Regions from separate parts of the Homo sapiens genome. Here all the other regions are linked to region 1. The links are chromatin contacts, found by Hi-C or POLR2A ChIA-PET in ENCODE. All regions are on one chromosome and are shown on one strand. Each heading gives the region's core, a stretch centred on a gene start or an enhancer-like site at or near the end of the contact. The rest is flanking DNA. Distances are from core to core; before and after follow the strand shown.

The links. Hi-C counts contacts between places; a loop is a spot of excess contacts on that map. ChIA-PET counts read pairs that join two places held with the same protein, here RNA polymerase II (POLR2A). Pooled maps may share reads with other maps.
Region 2: a map of GM12878 shows a loop between it and region 1 (3-fold over the local background). The contact joins two enhancer-like sites. A Hi-C loop is called at or near these places in 1 of 168 maps with a recorded cell type or tissue (GM12878), 2 of 37 single-sample maps with no recorded cell type and 11 of 50 pooled maps. POLR2A ChIA-PET finds 5 or more read pairs at or near these places in 1 of 52 experiments (BJ).
Region 3: a map of endothelial cell of umbilical vein shows a loop between it and region 1 (2.6-fold over the local background). The contact joins two enhancer-like sites. A Hi-C loop is called at or near these places in 1 of 168 maps with a recorded cell type or tissue (endothelial cell of umbilical vein) and 1 of 50 pooled maps. POLR2A ChIA-PET finds 5 or more read pairs at or near these places in 2 of 52 experiments (BJ and GM12878).
Region 4: a map with no recorded cell type shows a loop between it and region 1 (10-fold over the local background). The contact joins two enhancer-like sites. A Hi-C loop is called at or near these places in 1 of 168 maps with a recorded cell type or tissue (IMR-90), 1 of 37 single-sample maps with no recorded cell type and 4 of 50 pooled maps. POLR2A ChIA-PET finds 5 or more read pairs at or near these places in 1 of 52 experiments (WTC11).

Annotation. Positions count from the first base shown.
Region 1 is chr6:16,201,482-16,206,919 of GRCh38, reverse strand. It overlaps the pseudogene RNU6-1114P. Among named protein-coding and RNA genes, the nearest start is that of GMPR, 34 kb to the left of the region's middle. RefSeq lists enhancers at 886-1,095, 1,306-1,395. Within about 2 kb of position 1,410, at least 9 of the 41 ENCODE cell types and tissues checked have a DNase peak (open chromatin) inside an H3K27ac peak, as active enhancers do; they include GM12878, where a contact is called at or near this core.
Region 2 is chr6:15,619,241-15,624,480 of GRCh38, reverse strand. The region is part of intron 5 of DTNBP1 (dystrobrevin binding protein 1); the gene reads left to right. Among named protein-coding and RNA genes, the nearest start is that of DTNBP1, 41 kb to the left of the region's middle. RefSeq lists an enhancer at 2,627-2,726. Within about 2 kb of position 1,965, at least 20 of the 41 ENCODE cell types and tissues checked have a DNase peak (open chromatin) inside an H3K27ac peak, as active enhancers do; they include GM12878, where a contact is called at or near this core.
Region 3 is chr6:15,549,097-15,554,581 of GRCh38, reverse strand. All of the region lies in intron 7 of DTNBP1 (dystrobrevin binding protein 1), which reads left to right. DTNBP1-AS1 (DTNBP1 antisense RNA 1) reads right to left here. Exons shown (of 3, transcript XR_007059478.1): 1 at 1-5,485. Among named protein-coding and RNA genes, the nearest start is that of DTNBP1-AS1, 5.8 kb to the right of the region's middle. RefSeq lists an enhancer at 2,300-2,848 and a silencer at 3,290-3,584. Within about 2 kb of position 2,706, at least 6 of the 41 ENCODE cell types and tissues checked have a DNase peak (open chromatin) inside an H3K27ac peak, as active enhancers do.
Region 4 is chr6:15,356,201-15,361,368 of GRCh38, reverse strand. The region is part of intron 1 of JARID2 (jumonji and AT-rich interaction domain containing 2); the gene reads right to left. Among named protein-coding and RNA genes, the nearest start is that of JARID2-AS1, 110 kb to the right of the region's middle. Within about 2 kb of position 1,853, at least 2 of the 41 ENCODE cell types and tissues checked have a DNase peak (open chromatin) inside an H3K27ac peak, as active enhancers do.

The sequences.
Region 1 (5,438 bases), core at 161-2,660:
GTGGATCCGTACTCATTATTTCTTCCTGGCCTTAGATGTCAGCAGCCTATTTTAATTCACTTAAACCTTCATGTGTCACATCCTGTCTGGACCTCAGGGTTTCTGGAAGAAACAGAAAATAGGATTCAAATAGCCAGGCTTCCGGTCTGGAATAAGGATGCTGTGGTGTAGTGTGCTGTGTTTACCACTAGAGGGCACCTTTTCCCTTGCTTTGGAATCGAGTTTTTCAGAAACTGGAGTTTGCAATCCTCTGTATCTGTCCCTGTGTCCACACGTTAGTAAATTTTTGGTGGCTCAAATGAAATGCTCTTCCCGTACAACAATGGCACTCTGCAATCCTTAACAGATGTGATTGCTGATGGGGATAGTTACAATTCATTCTAGTCAATTAAGAGGAAATTGATGAGGGTGATACTGCCCAGGGGTGAGCAGAAAGAAGTCTAAATGTTTGGATTGGAAAAGGACTAAGAAGAGCTAATACCCTATGCTTTGGTTGTCTGCTTTAGAAGGAAAGCGTTCAGAATAATAATATGATTTAACAAGACAAATAGGGCAGACATATAGGATAAGCCTCATCCTACACAGGTGTGTAGCTAGCAGCCACCTGGTACATTCAAATTCTACTGAGGAAGAAAGGCAGACAAATACTGGGTTTAAAATATCTATCTGGCCAGATTCAGTAACTCAGACCTGTAATTCCAACACTTTGGGACACCAAGGTGGGTGGACCACTTGAGCCCAGGAGTTCAAGACCAGCCTCGATAACATGGCGAGACTTCATCTCTACAAAAAGTACAAAAATTAGCCAGGTGTAGTGGCACACACTTGTAGTTTCCACTCTTTGGGAGGCCAAAGCAGGAGGATTGCTGGAGGGTGGGAGGTGGAGGCTGCAGTGAGATGTGTCACATCACTGCACTCCTGAGGCACTGGGCGGGGCTCAGCAGCTTGTTACAATGTTTATTTTAATTAGATTCTAGCAATTGCAGCCTGTGCAGTGTAGATGTCCTAGGGCTGCCATTGTCTGCCATTCAGGGAACTTGGAATTAGAGCTCTTTGCAGAGATCTTGTGGGCATTAGGGAGAGGAGAAGAGGGGATGGAGTTATGTTTGAAAGTATGAGGAGCCAGTGGAAAAGCTAGGTTCTTGACTATGCCTGATTGGCCAATGACATGGCCACAGTTTGGTAACTGGCTGTGCAGATCCAGATTCTGGGTAGCAACAGCCCTGTACATCTGGCAACACTATGGCGTGTCTCTGTGGCAGCTTATTTTGAGCGTCACGGCTATTACCCAGAGTCAGGAGTAATGTCTTTCATTCTGAGACATCTAAACCCCCAACCACAGGCATGTTTTCTTCCAGGGCAGAGGGCAAATGCAATTACATCTGTGACCAATTTGCACAGCTGGGAGCTCAGCCTCCTGACAGAAACATTTATTTGAGATTCAAGTCTCTAGGGAGCTGGGTCACCAGACAGGAAGTAAGGTCCAGCAAGCATGTGTTGTCTACTATGTGAATGCTTGTTAGGCTGGGCCAGGAGAACAAAACAAAACAACACAAAATGTCAACTTAAGCTTTTAGAAGCAAAAAATCAGCCTTTTCTGTCTACAAACCAGGTTTCTCAGGGCATAGAGGAAAATAAGAATATCCAAATAAGACGGTTGCCATTGACCCCAGTACAAACATAGCATGCACATGGGACATGGAACTCGTGGAAGGGGCAGCTGCCTGGGAGTCAAAGTCCTGGTTTCCAGTTGTGGTTCTACCACTGTGAACTGTGGCATCCTGGGCAAGTCACTTTGCTCAGGCTTTTTATTTTGCAGGATTTTTGTGTCATTCTTGCTCAGAGGCCATGGTAGTCTTCTCCGTATCATTCCAATTTTTAGTATATGTGCTGCTGAAACGAGCACTTTTTTCTTTCTTGCTTGCTTGCTTTTTTTTTTTTTTTTTTTTTTTTTTTTTTGAGACTGGGTCTCACTCTGTCACCCAGGCTGGAGTGCAGTGGTGCGATCACAGCTCACTGCAGCTTTGACCTCCCAGGCTCATGCAATCCTTCCATCAGCCTCCCCAGTAGCTGGAACTACAGGCCTTTTCTGGAGCTGGAAGATAAAGAAAACCAACATGAAAGCATTGAATAGACAAATCCAGAGACCAGCCTAATGATTCTATTTAGTATTTACCCACAGGACAATGTCTCTGGATTGTATTTATTTATATTGTCTCCCAATGGCTTTATTGAGACATAATTCACAGATCATACAATTCACCAATTTAGAATGTACAAGTCAGTGGCTTTTCATATATTCATAGAGTTGTGCAGCCATCATCACACCAATTTTAAAACATTTTTATAACCCAAAAAAGAAACCTGCCACACTCCTTATTTATCAGCCATCACTCCTCAGGGCCTTCCCTGATTCCTTCCAGCCTTAGGCAACCAATGATCTACTCTCTGTTTCTACAGATTTGCCTATTCTGGACATTTCTTATAAATGGAATAATACAATATGTTGTCTTTAGTGACTGGCTTCCTTCACTTAGTGACTGATTTCCTTCACTTAGCATAATCTTTTCAAAGTTCATCCATACCGTAGCATGTATCAGTACTTCGTTTCTTTTTACTTCCAAAAAGTATACAATTATATGGAAATACCATACTGTGTTTATTCATTTGTCCATTGATGGACATTTGGGCCGTTTCTACCTTTTAGCTCTTATGAACAATATTCTGTGAACACTGGTGGACAAGTTTATGTGTGAACATATGTTTTCATTTCTTTTGGGTATATACCTAAGAATAGAGTTGCTGGCTCATACAGTAACTTTGTGTTTAACCTTTCATGTAACTGCCAGACTGCTTTCGAAGGCAGCTGCACCACTTTATTTTATTTTAAAAAATATGTTTATTTTAGATTCAGGGAGTACATGTACAGGTTTGTTACATGTATATATTGCATGATGCTGATTTGGGTTTCTGCTGAACCCATCACCTAAATACTGAACATAGTACCTAACAGGTAGTTTTTCAACCCTTGCCTCCCATCCTCATTCACCACTTTGGAGTTCCCAGTGCCTATTGTTCCCATCTTTATGTCCATGTGTACCCAATGTTTAGCTCTGACTTATAAGTGAGAACATGTAGTATTTGGTTTTTTGTTTCTGTGTTTAATTCACTTAGAATAATAGCCTCCAGCTGCATCCATGTTGCTGCAAAGGACATGATCTCATTCTTTTTTATGGTTATATAGTATTCCATGGAGGTGCACAATTAATTATATATTCCAATGAGCAGTGTATGAGAGTTCTAATTTTGCCACTTCCTTGTCAATACTTGTTATTTCTGTTTCATAAAAATTTTAGCCATCTTAATGGGTGTGAGATGACATTTAATTATGGTTTTGATTTGCATTCCCTGATGGCTAATGATGTTGAGCATCTTTTCATGCACTTATTGGCCATGCATTTATCTTCCTTAGAGAAATGTCTATTTAGATTTTTGCCCATTTTTTAGTTATTTGGTGTTTTGGTGTTGAGCTGTGATACGTGTAATATTATCTGCACATTTTTTCTCTTATTCATTGTAGGCTTGTCTCTTCATTTTCTTGATGGTGTCTTTGGAAGGACAAAAGTTTTTTAGCTGAATTGTGTGCAATTAATCTATTTTTTTCTTTAATTGCTCATGCTTTTGGTGTCATATCCAAGAAACCATTGTCAAGTCCAAGGTCACGAAAATTTACACCCCTGTTTTCTTCTAAGAGTTTTATTGGATTAACTCTTACGTTTTGGTCTTTTCTCTATTCTGAATTTGTACACATTGTGAGACAGGTCCAGCTTCATTTTTTTTTTTTGACATGTGTATATCCAGTTGTCCCAGGATCATTTGTTGAAAAGACTATTCTTTCTCCACTGAATGGTCTTGACACCCTTGTTGAAAGTCAATTAACTGTAAATGTGAAAGTTTATTTCTGGACTCTCAATTCTACTACACTGATCTATATACATCTACCCTATGCCAGGACCACACTATTTTGATTACTATGGCTTTGTACACATGTTGAAGTTGGGAAGTGTGACTCCTCCAATTTTGTTCTTTGTTGAAGATTATTTTGTTTTTTCTGGGTTTCTTGAATTTTGATATAAATTTTACAATTAACTTGTCAATTTCTGCAAAGAAATCAGCTGGGATTTTGATAAGAATTGCATTGAATCTATTGAATAACTTGAGGGTGTATTGCCATTTTAACAACAATAAGTCTTTTTTTTTTTTTGATTCAGAGTCTTGCTGTGTCATCCAGGCTGGAGTGCAGTGGCACAATCTTGGCTCACAGCAACCTCGGCCTCCTGGGTTCAAGCGATTCTCCTGCCTCAGCCTCCTGAGTAGCTGGGATTACAGGCACCCGCCACCACACCCAGCTAATTTTTTGTATTTTTAGTAGAGACGGCGTTTCACCATATTGGCCAGCGTGGTCTCGAACTCCTGACCTCAGGTGATCCACCCGCCTCAGCCTCACAAAGTCCTGGGATTACAGGCATGAGCACTAAGCCTGTGTATTGATCTTTTATCCTAAAACCTTGCTTAAAAATTTATTCATTTGAGCAGTTTTTAAATGAATTCCTTAGGTTTTATTTTTTCTTGTTAATTTTTTCTTTTTAAAATGAGATGAGGTCTTCTTATGTTGCCCAGGCTGGTCTTGAACTCCTGAGCTCAAGCGATCCATCCACCTTGGTGCTGGGATTATAGGAGTGACACACCTCGCCCGGCCCCCTTAGGGTTTTTTAATATCCAAGATTATGTCATCTGAAAGTAGAGATAGTTTAACTTCTTCCTTTCCAATATAGATTCCTTTTTATTTCATTCTTGCCTAATTGCCCTGGGGAAGGCCTAGATTTGTATCTCAGCTGTCTATGGAACTGAATATCTGTTATCAGCCCTCACTGAAGTTTGAATTAGGTGCTTCAGCTCCTTTAACCAGGCAGTTAATGTTTAACATTCAGCCCCCAATGTACATGGAGGGAAATGTACTACCCAGTGTGTATTTCCATAGAGCAATACAGCTCTTAGGCACTGGGGATGAATCAGGAGTGTGCTTGGGTAGGTCACAGCACTGTTTCCAGATGGAGCGTTAGGATGGCAGGAAAGGATGAGAAGCAGCAGAGCTTTAGACAAGGAATCTTTTCTGCCAGTTAATGCCTTTCAGGGCCTCTGCCACAGATAAGGATGAAAGAGGTCAACAAGGAATATGGAGAATCACATACAGACAGAACTGCAGCTGTGACCTGGACAAACCACCCAGCTCCCTCCACCCTCCACACTGCCCACTGCAGAGTGAGATGGAAAAGAAGAGAAAGTCGGGACCGAGTGCCGTGGCTCATGCCTGTAATCCCAGCACTTTGGGAGGCCGAGGCAGGTGGATCACGAGGTCAGGAGTTCGAGACCAGCCT
Region 2 (5,240 bases), core at 716-3,215, 580 kb after region 1:
TGGCTTCATTAATATGGCTCCTGGTACCTAGCCCCTTGGGAATTGTTAAGTTACAACAGATGATCCATTCATATTGGCTTCAGTCCAGCTTACAGGAGCCTATTTAATTGATACTTACTGGTAAGGTTTGTCGTTTTAAAAATAAGTAATAAGGGTATGCTGGGAACTGGAAAACAAGGGCTATGAACTGACAGATCGGGTTTGGCTCCCAATCCAACTTCCTCACTTTAAAAACTGTGCAGATTTCTCAATGGCTCCAAGCTTTAGTTTTCTTGTCTGCAAAATGACGATGAGCATACCTGTCTTGTAGGTATTTGGAGGATTAAAGGAGATGACAAACGTAACCACTTAGCACAGTGCCTGGTACATGCTGGGCATCTGCCACGCACCACGCACTGCGTACAGACTCTGGACACACAGCAGTGAACAAGGCTGGGCACCTGCCATCAAGATGCTGACGTTCTAATGGGGGCCTCTCTAGCCTTTGCGAATTCACAAAACCATTATTCTGTGACACGAGGGTTTGGATGGATGTTAGGCAGTTTAGCTTGTGCTGCAAAACAGTTTAGAATGCAAAACCACAAGATTCAATGTGGTGATATTAGTATTCTGTACATTGAAGGTGTGTAAGCATACAATGGAATATTTTTATCCAGATTCTATGCACTTTCTTATTCTGTGAAAAACCACAGTGCTTTTTAATCATAAAACTGGAAAAATATGTTTGAAAAGTATATACTGAATTATCTTGAACTTCCACTAGAGGGTAGTATAATCCTATTCCTTTATTGAAGTTCAAAATGTTAAAGCCTTGTCTTTGAATTTTCTCTTAGTTTATTTTATATGACCTATTTTTAAAAGACTGTTCCCTTCATCTAGAACAGAAGATTCTGGGTTTTGTTTTTGTTTTAAAATTTTAATTTTTTTAAGAGACAGAGTCTCACTCTGTTGTTCAGGCTGTAGCATGGTGATGTGATCATAGCTCACTGCAGCCTCAGACTATTCCTGGACTCAAGCGATCTTCCTGCCTCAGCCTCCCAAAGCTCTGGCATTACAGGATTGAGCCACTGTACCCAGCCAGAAGATGCTGTTAACTCTTAGATAAGAATTCTTAGATATAAGAGAATAGCAGCCGTATACTGAGTTTGTGTTTTTCTTTTGGTTTGACCTAGCCTGATACAGTATTATTTTGCTTTTTTCTGTACAGAATTTTAGAGGGCATCTAACAAAGAGATTATCATAGCTCTGTCAGTTTTTCATGGACTAGATTATCAGATGTCCAGGTTCCTTTCTGAGGCTAGACCCTTCAAGAGGCACATTAATTCTCTTAGACACCTTTTAGGCTACTACATAGATCTCATTTGTTCCATAATGGCTTTTGCAAGTTAATGTACTTCTTAAAGTTTCCTTATTCATACCATCATTACCTTATTACCTTAGTACATAAAAGTGTAACGTAAGCATTTGAACAGTCTTGTGGTCTTTCAGTACCTGGCCTCTGTGACCTATGGGTTTGCAGCCAAGGAGAGTTCTTTGTTCCATAAGGCTAATTATTTTGTTAGAAAATAACTCATTAAGTGGGAAATAATTTTAGTGTGCTGCTTCATTCTTTATATATCAGTGGTTACACTACAGATGATATGTATTTGAAACAAATGGCACAAAGAAAAATTCCAAACAGAATTGCTTTTCCTCTGGGACGGCCTTCTTGCAAAAATTTGTGAAGCTCTTTTTTGCACAGCTGTCAGGCATTCCCAAATGGCTTTTCACAATAAAATTCTACCTATCTCTTTCACTGATCACTAAATGAGACATATGCGGTTGTTATAGCGAGCAAAATGGTGAGGCTTGAGCTTCTTGTAAAGGTATATTTGTGTCCATGGAGGCCTGCTAGTATTTTATGTATATGCATCCTAAGTTGGTTACCAAATGTACTCATATATGCAACTTGTTTTGCAACAGGAAATGAGCAGGCTGTGACAGGGAAATTAAATTTCTGCTAACTTAAATTCAACATAAAATATTCGGAATACACATTACGTATGTACTTGTCATTATTATATGAAGAGCTTTTTTAAGTTTAATATAAGGGGATGAACCTTTATTTTTTTCAATGCAATTATTTTATATTTTGTTACTGATTTCAAGTCTGCTAAGTGTTAAAATGGAAAATTTTCATCATTTCTTCTGTTTTAAGTCACTGATAATGTGACCTGGTTTAATATACTAAAAGTATCATCATGTTGTTTAATGTTTTCTAAGTTCTCTGCTCATGTTTATTCTTTTACAAAATTTGGCATAGTCTCTTAATATTTAAACTAGATGACCATGAATAGTTTTGCCTTCTCAGTTATTTTACATGTTAGAGTAATAAAATCATTCTATCACCAGAAATTATTCTTTATTGAATTCAACAGACAGGGTTATTAGGGGATAGCAAAAAAGCAAAAATACAGTCTGCACCTTTAAGGCCCTTACTGATTCCTGAGAGATATGAGAGTACACAACTGGTTGGATGATATCAGTCAGAATGTGAGTCCTGTGTGAGGCTGAAAGGTCTGGGGAAGCACAGAAGAGGAAGGGAGCCCTGTGGGAGGAGGGCGGGCTGCCACTGGCCTAAGCCTGAAAAGACAGGCCGGGGTTAGGGACAGGCAGAGGCAAGGAGGAGGAGGCACCAACGCTCAGTACTCCTCTTGTTTTGCTGTAATGTAGAATATGTGAAGGAAAGAAGTGAAGTAAACAGTTTGTGGCCAGAGAGCAGTAGCTCTCTGAATGATAAGGAGTTTAACTTGAAAGGGCTGGGGAGCCTGTGAAGCTTTTTAAAGGGGAGAACATAAATATGAATTTGGTGTTAGCAGTAAAATGACCACGGACTATTTCAAGCATTTTTAGTCTAAATTTGTCATTCAGCACAAGAGCATGAGGCCGTCCTATTCAGAAGTATGTACAGTTTGTTTCTCATTAGGAATTCCAGGTTGATAAACCACTCACATGTTTTCATCTGGTCCCCACGTTATTAACAAAAGAGTGACTAGGGCAGCAAGTACAATTTGTACCTAGAACAGAATTTCTGTCTGTGAGAAATTAATTGGCCTGCCTAGAGATCAACCTCATTTAAGTTCCTGGCCTCATTAGCTCTGTAGTCAACCAACAGAGCTAGAATCTAAATGGAAATTGCCATCTGTCCAGATAAAGATTAAAGAGGTAAAAAGAACATACACATTTTCCAGCATAGAATAATTGTTGGCTCCATTACATAGTTTCTTTTCAGAAAAATCATTTGAAATTTAATTCCTTTTACCTGTAGGAGATCTTAAGTCTAAGACTATAGCCTGGAAAATAACTTATAGGTGTGTAAGTTTGTAAGATAAAAATGAAAATGTTGTTGACATTTTGATCTAATAGATCCATAGATCTTGTTTACATCATGATCATTACTGGTCAATGAAATTATTAGTTTTCAATCACTTTTATTAAATATAAAACTTAGCTAATCTAAAAATTTTCTCTATTTTTTATATTCAAACATTAATTATTTACTGTCAAGTATTAAGTTTAGGTACTTCGGCTCATTTAATCCTTTTAACAGCTTTGCAAGATATGTGTTGTTAGCTCTCTCTTCACAGACGAGGTATCACATTGCATCTCATCTGGCAGGAGCAGAGCTGGGTTTTTAAGCTTGTGCTTCAAAGCCTAGCTCTTAACCCGTCCCCCATATGCTAAGCATACATGCACGATACTGAATGCACCAAGTAGCTTAGAGTTAAATGGAGTCTATATTAAATTTAACTATTCTAGTTTTTATCACTAATCAAAATGAAACAGCCTTTTAAATAATCCTATTAGCTATGATAGTGTTTTATACATTTTAAGACCATGTCAGACTAGTTATAACAGAATGAGCTGAATATTGCTTCTTTAGTACTAGGAGTACTAGCTCCCAAGCTGAATCTCCTAGTCAGTTTTTCATTTAATAAAACAAAAAACAATGTAGGCTGGGTGGGGTGGCTCACACCTGTAATTCCAGCACTTTGGGAGGCCAACGCAGGAAGATCGCTCAAGCCCAGGAGTTCAAGACCAGCCAGGTCATAGTGAGGTCTCGTCTCTACAAAAAAATATATATATAAATGGCAGTACATCATTTTGCCTGATTCCCCCATATAAACTCCTTATGTACCATTTATGACATTCTTTAAAATCTTAAATACAGTTATTGGCTAAAATTTAGATTTTACAAATTGTTTCATTTAAGCGTTCCATAATCACATATAGTAGCTGTTTGATGTGGTCCCTGAAGCTAGATTCAAAAGCACCATGAACTACATTATTATTAGCCTTTTCCAGATTTACCGTGATATATTAATATGATAAAAGTCAGTACCTAAAATGTCTGAAGAAAACTGCTAAACTGCTTGTCATCAAATTTTCACTTTTGAATAAAATGTTATTCCCCCCCGACCAAATTCATGTTTTTAAGCCTTACACCCTAGCAGAGAGGAGAGGGAGTTTTTATAAGCACAAATATTTAATAGAGTTAAAATTTAGGATATTAGAAAGTGTCAAAAAAAAAAAAGGAATAAGACCTACTATTTTATAGCACAGTAGGGTAACTATTGCCAATAATAACTTAATTGTATATTTTAAAATAACTTAAAGAATGTAATTGGATTGTTTCTAACTCAAAGGATAAATGCTTGAGAGGAGGATAAAAAGAGAAAATGTCAACACTTCTGGATTATCTAATAGCTGTTTGGATCAAACAAAGATTAATTAAAAATAAAATCTTCATTAATAAAAATTCATACTTTATTAATTTTTTTTTACTTAATATTATTTTCAGTTCCAAGGTCTCATTCAGGAGACCACATTAAATTTAGTCATCTTGTCTTCTTAGGCTCCTCCTGGCTCTGACAGTTTCTCAAACATTTTTTGTTTTTGATGACCATGACAATTTTTTGAGACATGGTGATCAGATATTTTGTAGACTGTCCCTCAGTTGCAAATTGAGTACTTTGTAATATTTTGGATAACAGTCCTTTATCATGTATGTTCTGCAATGATTTTCTCCCAGTTTCTTTTCTTTTAAAAAATTTTTAAGTATTTACGTATATTTTTTGCTTTTATTATTATTTTTAATTGACACATAATTGTGTATATTTATAGGGCACAGTGTGATTTTTGATACATGTACACAGTGTGTAATAAATCAAGGTAGTCAGCATATCCATCTCCTCAAACAT
Region 3 (5,485 bases), core at 1,457-3,956, 650 kb after region 1:
TCTGGCCTGAGGCTGTGCTTCCCTGCTTGTCAGGATGGCCACCCTACAGGCTGCAACCCTTCATGAGAAATAAAGCTCTTCTTTCCAGATTTATGAACCTCATTCTTCAGTTGACAGGAGGAAAAATATCTTTCCCTCACCCATCCTAGGTTCATGGTTAAGACCCCTATAACAAAAGACAGATTAATAAGAAAAAAGCCACTGGGCATAGTGGTATGCACCTGTAATTCCAGCTACTTGGGAGGCAGGGGCTGGAGGATCACTTGAGCCCAAGAGTTCAAGACCACCCTAGGCAACATAGTGAGACTCTATCTCAAATAATAAGAAGAAGAAGAAAAAGAAGAAAAAAGCATACAAATTTAATATAAGTTTTATGTGACATGGGAGCCTTCAGAAATGAAGACCCAAAGCGACAGAAACTTGATGTATTTGCATGCTAGGCTTGATGAAGAGTGGACAGCTGTGTAGAAATATGACTGGACAAAGAGTATGATGTAATAGCAGTCAACTGGGGGGAACTTAGCAAGTTCTGTTTGTTCAGATTCCTCTCTGTGTCCCTGCATCTTCTTCTTATTTGAGATAGAGTCCTTTCTCTCCATGTGTAGGGTTGGCGTCTCTCACATGAGGATCTTGTGTCCTGCTTCAGGAGAAAATGAGAAGATCCTTCCTAGGTTTTATGCCTGCCTCAGGGGAGAAGGGCAAGGGGAAGGTGAGAGCGATCCTCCTGTTTCTGCAGTTTTCTCAGATTCTTTCAGCTTCAAATATCTAATACGCCACAGTGCCATATTTTGGGGTATTGTGTCCTGAACCCCATCACCCAAAATCATAAATAAAAGGAATTAGGCTTAGGAAAGGAAGGAAAAAAGAAAAATGAAAACGACTTAAGAATTAGCTTTCAGGCTCTGGGTCTGCTTCTAAGGAACCTACATAGGCTTTTATAAGAAAATTTAAGAAATGGCAAAGCTGTCTGAGGCCAAAAAAAAAAAAGCTCACTTGTCAAGAGCATTGAACTGCTTTGCACATGAAGAATAGAATGAAGTTGTTCCTCTGCATGTGAGGAAAGATAGATAAAAGACTTTGGAAGGCCTAAAACAGTTTATGTCAAAATGCTAATCAAGTCACTTACCACTTACCATCTCTCTGGAATGCTGTGTGGTTCCATTTTATCTGAATTTAAAACAATATCTATCTTGTATGGTACCGTCTTTCATAATATGAAGCTTATGTTTTCAAATGTCTAAAAATCTTGTATTTTCATCCAGGACCTTTTTTGTATGCTATTTCTGTTCCCTCTGCCCCTCCCTCAAAGTGTTTGTGTCTGGCTTCTGGCCTGAGGCTGTGCTTCCCAGCCTGTCAGAATGGCCACCCTACAGGCTGCAACCCTTCATGAGAAACAAAGGAAATGCAAATATAACAGGGCAGTATTCCTGACTTTACAAATCATTTCATCAACTTGTTTTACTTGATTTTCAGGCAAACTGCTTTTTTCATAAGTTGGCAAGAGTTTTTGGATTTTTCTCCCCTCTCCTGTTGATGATCGTACACCAAAAAACTAAGCAATGAAATAAAATGATTGTTTGAGCTTAGATGAAACTTTTTCCTTAAGGGGGTATTTCCTGAATCTTATACCCTCTTACTCTTATTTTTTTAATTAATCGTTGTTCACTCATTTCACAATCACTTTTGAGTTTCTACTTTGTGCTTAGAACATAGAAGACCTGAAAGTATTCCATGAAAATAATTTATTTCTGTGTATTGAATTGATGGGCAAATCTTCATCCTAAGGAATATCAACATGTGTTATCAGGAGAGTTCATGAAAAGGACATTATCACATCACAGTTTTCAAAACCATATGGGTCTTATTTTAGGAATGTTAGCTCAGTTTATAAGTTATACTTTTCTTACAAAATAATAGGCTTCTTGTATATGACTTGCTGTCTTTTTTTCAAGAAAATAGAGAAAGGAGGTCTCACTATGTTGGCCAGGCTGGTCTTGAACCCCTGGCCTCAAGCAGTCCTCCTGCTTTGACCTCCCAAAGTGCTGGGATTACAGGAATGAACCACTGCACCCAGCTGTGCTGTCATACTAATTGGGTACATGTAAGGGAATCCTGTAATATCTTGGATGTGTTAAACCTTTCATTGAATAAATAATATCAGCTTATAGGTTGTGTGCTATTCTAAATAAACCCTCAATATTCCTTCAGCTTCTCTGCCTACTTTCAGGTGTGGTCAACCCCAAAGAAAGGTTCATGGCATCATTTTGTGAGTATGAATTTGGGGGAGGAGTTCAGAGGGTGTATTTTATTGATCATTTGGATGTGATTTATTTTTGGCATGCTATTTTTAATGCATTACAGATTTCCTGGCCAGCTTTTCCATAGCCCTTGGGTAACGTCACTTTTTATTGAACTGAATCTTAAGTGCAGGTGTTTTTGGATACCTCCTGCACTGATTCCATGGACCAGTCTGATGTCATTGTCCGTTGCCTGTTCCTGAGAGCCCCTTGTAGCCACTTCCTGCTCCCACTTTTAGCCATGAGGATTGTACTTGTTTGTTTCCAGCCCATAGAATGGCATGCTGGTGTTTCCCGTCAGCTGTGCTGCTGTTTCCTGAGCTGTGTGCTGTTTATCTTCTGCATCACTGCACCTCAAACGTCTGGCCTGCTGTGACTGCTGGCTGTGGCTTTGCGATCAAGCAGCCAGTTGAAGGCCTACTCCTGTGTACTTGTGAGGCTGCTCCTGATATCTGGCGTTTACTGTGCAGTCCCCATTTAGTGATTGCTACCAGTACCTTCATCAGACTGTTGCCGAGCGCCAACTCCATGACAGGCACTAAAGCTTCCATGTTGAAAGACACAGTGCTTGCTCTCGAGGAACGTGGCATCCAGTGGAACTATAGGGGGCAAGTGTGTGGTAGCAATGGAGAGGTACCAGCTATGTGGGAGCGTGGAGGAAAGAGAGCCTGGGTCTCCCTGGCCTGTCAGAGAAGGGGGCAGTCGAGCTGAGATGTGGAGGGTGAGTGGAAGTTGGCTGAGTGCAGGCGTCTGAGCAAAGGGTCAAGGCAATTACAAGTCAGGGCATGGCTTCTTTGGAGAACCATCAGGTGTTGGCTGTGTGTCCTTCTTCCGCAGCTGGAAAAGCGGCTTCCTAGGGATACTTCCTGAATAGCAGTTTCATTGCAAAGCTATTCTTATACGTCTTTACTGAGCGTAAGGTTGTTGTAGCCAGTAGAAAACAGGAAGAGTGAGGGGTAAAATCTCTGAACACTATTTTGAATCAGAAGTAGCACATCTTCAGCATCTCATACTTGTCTTTTGCACGTCCTTGTCCCAAGGCATTGATACCTTCAGGTTTGCCAAAAGCTCCTGCTGAGGGCCCCAAGCAGGGGTGTCCTGTCTCCCAGCTGCTGCATTTTTTTTTTCACATCACCTCTCTTTCTGCTCATTTACCCCTTCATCTATAGAGCAGTTAATCTTAGAGAAGCAGTAAGGGAGAGGTCCTGATAAACTAATTCATGTTAAGCTTTGAATGTTAGTTTTCTCAGAGCCCCCTGAATATAGTATTCTTCATACTGAAAAGGACATATTAAAACATGTAATCTCTAATTGGTGAAATCTCAAGAAAGGTGACAAAATTCAGATGACTCAGCATGCTGCCCCCACATTGACAGCTCCCCTGCTCCGACCTTCCTCATGCAGCATCTTCCTCAGCTTGTGGACTCAGGAACTTCTCCAGGTCCATCTTCCGTCATCCCTGTGGGCTGCAACACCAGCCTGCCTGGGAGGGGCAGAATCTGCCTCTCATCCCCATCTCATTAGCTGGCAGTGAAGGACTCCTGGTGGAAGGAGGGAGGGGACCAAGACAGCTATTCATAATACTGATTTATTCATAAGTCACTTATTCATAAGCCTTCAACAGCTTATAATTGAAAGTGATATGTCCCCATTTCAAAAATATTTTCTGGAAATAATGAGGTTTCCAGCAGATATGATCAGCTTTCAAGCATGCTGAGATTTGGCTGTCACTGAACCTTTTAGAGGCAGGATATTTCCAACTGGTGGCATGAGGATATTTATAACAAGAGGCCTTTGAACTCAAAAGCATGTTGAGCTTTGGATAAATATTTTGTATTGCAAGTATATGCAGTATTTTATTTGAAATATATGTAAATGTTGTGGGAAACAAAATTCAAAGCTATGTAAAGTGCTACTGAATTCATAATAGATTTTTGTTGTCACATACTATCTCGTAAATTGCCAAAAAAGTATACCCATTCTTAAACTTGAAAAGGTTTGAGACTCGTTGTCCTAGATTAGAATTTTTGGACTACTTAATTTGAAATCAAGGCAGTATGAGTGGAAACATCTCTAAAGGTGATTGTTTTGAACATTTTTAAGTGTTCTTCAGTGACATTCAAAATCCAAGGAAATCTAGCATCTGAATTCTAATTAATGTTGATAATCATTACACTAATGGTAAATTTTAAACCTGGTTTTGATTTCCTGGAGCTACACTGATGGACGGTGGGGAGCTGCAGGTATCAGTAGTCAGGTTCCCTCACCTTTGGACAGGAAGTTCTTGAAGTGAGGTGGGATTGGCGTAGTCAGGATCTAGCTCTGGTGGTGGTACGGCTTGGGTCAAGGGGCAAGAGCCCTGCCCAAAAAGATTGAAAGTGATTCCTTGCTGTAGCTTTTTTCCTTGAGCTTCAAAGGCCTTTCAGATTCTGTAGTGTCCTATGAAAATGCAAATGTCCCTGGGAAACACTAAACCTAAAAATACTGAATCTTGGCTCTGAAGAGTTGAAAGGATCTTCTCTTGTTAAAACTTTTCACAAGGCTTCGGTTTGGTCGACAGCTAGCTTAGTATAAAATGCTAGAAAAAAAGATAATGCAACCTAGTGAGGACAGGACAATGAGCCTCAACAGGGGAGGCCCAGAGTTGCTGCGGGGGTGCCAGAGGTGGCTAGGAGGGCTGACGGAAAGGGCAGCTGCCAGGACACCACGTCCACTGCACCTGCCACCCACATCCAGCCTGTTTCTGGATTGCGATATTTCGGTTCCCTTTTTTTTTTTTTTTTTTTTTTTTTTAATCCCTGAGACAAAGTCTTGCTCTGTTGCCCAGGCTGGAGTGCAATGGCGCGGTCTCGGCTCACTGCAGCCTCCGCCTCCTGGGTTCAAGCGACTCACCTGTCTCGGCCTCCCGACTAGCTGGGATTACAGGCACCCGCCACCACGCCTGGCTAATTTTTGTATTTTTAGTAGAGACAGGGTTTCACCATGTTGGCCAGGCTGGTCTCGAACTGCTGACCTTGTGATCTGCCTGCCTCGGCCTCCCAAAGTGCTCGGATTACAGGCATGAGCCACCATGCCCGGTCTCAGGTTCCCTTTAAAAAGAAGAAAATCAGCTTTGTTTTTCTGATTGTAATGCTCAAATTAGAGACCCTCAGATCTTTGGAGTTAAACAAAATTGTAGGTGATATTAT
Region 4 (5,168 bases), core at 604-3,103, 850 kb after region 1:
CTTCGGAGCAAAGAAGTAGCAGACTTTGAGCACTGACTGCAGTGTTGAGGGTAAATCATGGGGGACAGTGGTGTGGAAAAACAAGGGAGGCTGAGGCAGTTACCTGTACAAGAGATGAGGACCAGGGTGGTGCCAAAGACTGACAACTGGTTAAATTCTGGAACATTTACAACACTGGGCCAAGAGAAGGCTGACAGACTAGATGTGGCGTGTGTGAAAAAAGGGAGTCGAATACATCCAAAGGTTTTCAACTCAGTAAATGGAGTCACCTCCACTGAATTTTTCAATGTGCTGTTACCTGTTACAGACCTTAGAGAAAATACCAAAGTTCAGTCCAGAGACATGAATGTAGTTGGGTGGTTTTAATCGAAACTCAGAATATAAATTTAGGTGCCCTAATTTACTGAAGAGCAAAATAACAAAAAATAAACAAAAGCCTTTATGTATTGATTTAAAAGTCAGGAGTGAAGTCAAGTCAAGGTTGGCGGACCTTGCTGTGCCTTTTTTTGGCTAACAAGGTTTTCAGAGCCTTTGGGAAAACAATGCTTTAAAAAAGAAAGACTAGGTTGGGCGCAGTGGCTCATGTCTGTAATTCTCACACACTGGGAGGCTAAGGTAGGAGGATTGCTTGAGCCCAGGAGTCCAAGACAGCCCTGGCCAATATAGCAAGAGACCCTCATCTCTACAACAACAAAAATTTAAAATTAGTTAAAAACTTAAAATTAGGCATGACGGCACACTCCTGTGGTCCAAGCTACTCAAGAGGCTGAGGTGAGAAGATCGCTTGAACACAGGCATTCTGAGGTTACAGTGAGCTATGATTGAGCCACTATACTCCAGTTTGGGCAACTGAGTGTGACCCTGTCTCATAAAAATAAGATAAATAGGCCGGGCACAGTGGCTCACTCCTGTAATCCCAGGACTTTCGGAGGCCGAGGCGGGCAGATCACGAGGTCAGGAGTTGAAGACCAGCCAGGCCAACACGGTGAAACTCCGTCTCTACAAAAAATACAAAAATTAGCTGGGCATGGTGGCACATGCCTGTAATTCCAGCTATTTGGGAGGCTGAGGCAAGAAAACTGCTTGAACCAGGACCCAGGAGGCATTGCCGTGAACTGAGATCATGCCACTGCACTTCAGCCTGGGCTACACAGTGAGACTCAGTCTCAAAAAAAATTAATTAATTAAATATTATAAAGGAATAAAATAGAAATAAATAAAATATAAAGAATGACTAACACAGAAGAGTCTTGGATAGAAAGAGAAATTACTCAAGAGCCATTCTCTGAAAATCTACATTTGACATCACAAGCCCTAACTCATAAGAGATGAGGTTTTGGTTTTGCTAATGTAACAGTGGAGGACTTAGAAATTCATCAGTCGGCCAGACGTGGTGGCTCACGCCTGTAATCCCAAAACTTTGGAAGGCCGAGGAAGATAGATCACCTGAGGTCAGGGGTTCAAGACCAACCTGACCAGGACAGTGAAATGCCATCTCTACTAAGAACACAAAAATTAGCAAGGCATGGTGGCGGGTGCCTGTGGTCCCAGCTACTCAGGACGCCGAGACAGGAGAATTGCTCGAACCCAGGAGGCAGAGATTGTGCCACTGCAATCCAGCCTGGGAGACTCCATCTCAAATAAAAAAAAAAAAGGAAAAAGAAATCCATCTGTCACTGCTGGTGGGGAAATTCTAATACCCGCTGAGGTTATAATCAACCCTACCCACCTCTCTCTAACACACACCCCCCACCGCTACCCACAGATAGCCTTATTTATACTTAGGCTTTCAATGCAAATAAGAAAAATGAGGGGCCGAGTGAGTGAAGTGACACTGCCTAGGGCCTGCCCACGCGGGTAGCTAAAAATATAGTCATGAGATACTCTCTGAGCAACACCAAGACTATTCAGGTTTCAGGCGGCCGCAAATCAAAAATATGTGTGTGGCAGTGAAATGAACTTTCTCTCCAGTCAATGAATCCAGGAAGAATCCAGAAGAGCAACCTCTGGATGCCACATCAGGGGCAGGACATACCGTCAGAAAAGCTGTTGGGACAGTAAAGTATACAGCAGCGCAACATCCAAAGGAGTAAACCCTACGACTTGCAGGGAGACTGCAGAAAATCATTCCCACTCAGAAAAGTTTTTATTTACCAACCTGCGAGTCACACCATGCTGCTATACCTACACACTGTGGTTTGAATTTCTTCTTCCATAATCCTTGAGCTCCTGAAGCAAAGATTCTCCCTAAAACATTCTTCACTGCATTTCCTAGAAAGCTACATTCCTACCTTTCTAACAAGTCTTCTTATCACCACTGCTGGTGGTTTGTGTTCAAGCTTCTGCAGCACTCACTGGGAGCACTCTCCTAGAATACTAGTGGTCAGGCATGGCCGCCCTGGAAACCACTTAATGACTTCCTCACCCTCACATTGACTTAACTGGTTGGGGTATGGCCTGTGCCAGAGATCTTATAAACTCAGAATGGCTGCTCTAGAATTCAGTCCCGCCATCTCCCAAATCAGCCTCCTGGCATGAAAAAATCTATATTCTGACAACTCCTTAACATCAAGACTGGTACGCGTTAAAAGCTTAGTAACTAACTGTAGAGAGAAAGAAGGGAAACCTTTGTAACTAAGGAAACCAGGTAACTGTTTAAACAGAGCACACGGAATGGCTTGATACATGTTTTTCTTGACAGTAATTCTCTGAAAATGAGAATTCACTATTCTCAGAAAAAGCAAAAAGGTTACAGTGGACACAAGTTTTCATTCACTGAAACATAAAACGAGCACCTACTGGCTTCAAGAAACAGAATCAATCTGCTATCATCCATTCAAAGCTTCGGTTGCCCCAACTCAATGATGAAAATCTCATTAACCCTGAATCTCTGAGTCAGAGGTAATTCAGTCCTAATCCACCAACAACACAAAAACAGTGTGTTAGTACCAGTATCGGGAAACTCTGTTGTGATTCTTCATTTATTTAATAATAGCAGAAAGGAGATATTGGAAAAACCAGACCATCTTTGATTCAATATATCTCATCACCAGAAACTAATCACTAATTAAAGTCAATATATGAAGATGAGAAAGTTTTTCTTCCTACTAACATTAAAGTTGATGATAGAAACGCTTATAAGCAGAAATAGTAAACAGGTTATATTACACAAACAAAAAATTTTTTAAAGCTAGTTGGGGTTTGACAAACTTCTTAGAACACCTTACAAAAGCCCTGACCTCAAAGAAAACACTTTCCAATTTTAACATACATGCCCACACAAAGAAACACAGCAGACACGCCCCAGAGGCCAAAATAAAATGCTCTCTAGTAATTACCGTAAATAGAAAAAGGAGATGGGCTTCCTGAGTCAGAATGCAGAGCACAATAAAAACCACCAGCACAAAAACATCATAAACAAAATTACATGGACAACAGTAAACTCAGAAGACGGTGGAATTGCTTGTCAGTGTGATACAAAGAAACACATCTGGAAGATGTTTAAACAAGAGAAGGGGGTGTCCGTGGGTCTGCAGAGGGCTGCTGCAAGGATATACAGCATGCCAGTGTCGTCCTAAAAGACACAACATAGCATCCGGAAACAGCTCACTTTCTGCAGGAGAAACAGAAGAGTTTCTTTAAAATCCCACCATCTACAGTTTAAAGATTTGAGAAAAGATTTCTTATTTTTCTATATTTTGATTATCTCCCCTAAATTTGATACAGAATTTCTCGACCAAGGGTCTTTCAACTTGGCGAATTAAAAAAAAAATCAATAAATAACATTTGCTTAGAGAGACTTTTCCCTTTTACAAACAGCTTCAGTCTCCAAATACCTCTTAAATGAACATGTAAGACAGTTGTCCATCTAGACCCACACTAGACCCATTTTGAGTATCAGTTTGAAGTTATAATTTATGTTCACTGACATGTAATGTTTAAATCACATCCATAATGAACCTGTGATTAAAGACTAAGAATGAATTCAGAGCATAAAAATAAGGGCACATTTGCCTCAGAAACCAAGCCCGTGTAAATTGTACTGTATTTTATTTGATCCAAAGTTGCACTGTTGTAAAAATTGTTAACTTCATTACTGCAAAATCCCATGTGATGTATGCTTATGGCTGCACTTATTCAGCGTACTTCATGAAGACTTTACATACTCAATGAAAAAACGCATGACTTTCCTAGGCCATGAAGGACATCTGGCTGCAGCAGCCCCTAGTCTTGCCAGTAAGGCTTCGTTCCCTAGAGATGGTCTTTCACTCTGCACTGAGCAAAAGGTACTTAGAACACATAGCCAAGTAACTGTGAAACGAACAAAGTTTTTTGTTGTTGTTTTTTGTTTGTTTTTGAGACAGTCTCAATCTGTTGTCCAGGCTGGAGTGCAGTGGTGCACTCTCAGCTCACTGCAACCTCTGCCTCCCGGGCTCAAGTGATACTCCTGACTCAGCCTCCTAAGTAGCTGGGACTACAGGCACGTGCCACCAAGACCAGGTAATGTTGTATTTTTAATAGAGATGGGGTTTCACCATGTTGGCCAGGCTGGTCTTGAACTCCTGACCTCAAGTGATCCGCCTGCCTCGGCCTCCCAGAACACTGGGATTACAGGCATAAGCCACTGCGCCCAGCCCAAAAACAAACTTTTTAACATAAATAACAAGAATCCAAAATATGAGATAATGAAAACAACTCAGTCGCTTGTCTCTACTTTGTTCCTGTATTTACATTAGGAAAATGTGCACATTAATAAAACTATAATACATTTCTTCCCACTTCAAGCTTATATTTATGAATTTGCCTAAAAAAAAAATGCTCTCCCTTACATATGAAACACAATGTACTACGTGACAAATAGGAAGTTAAAATATATGTACTTGTTAAAGATTCCATAGACGTGAACTTAAGACAAATCCACTAGAATGACTATAATAAAAACAAAAAGAAAAACAGCAGACGTTGGTGAAGATGAAGAAACGGGAAACCTCATACAGCAATTGTGGGAAAGCTACTTAGGCCAAGTGTGGGTTCCTCAAAAAGTTAAACATAGAATTATTCAATTCTATTCCTGGGCACTCATGTAAAACGTGAACACAAATGTTCACAGCAGCATTATACATAATATCCAAAAAGTATAAACAACCCAACTGTCCATCAAATGATGA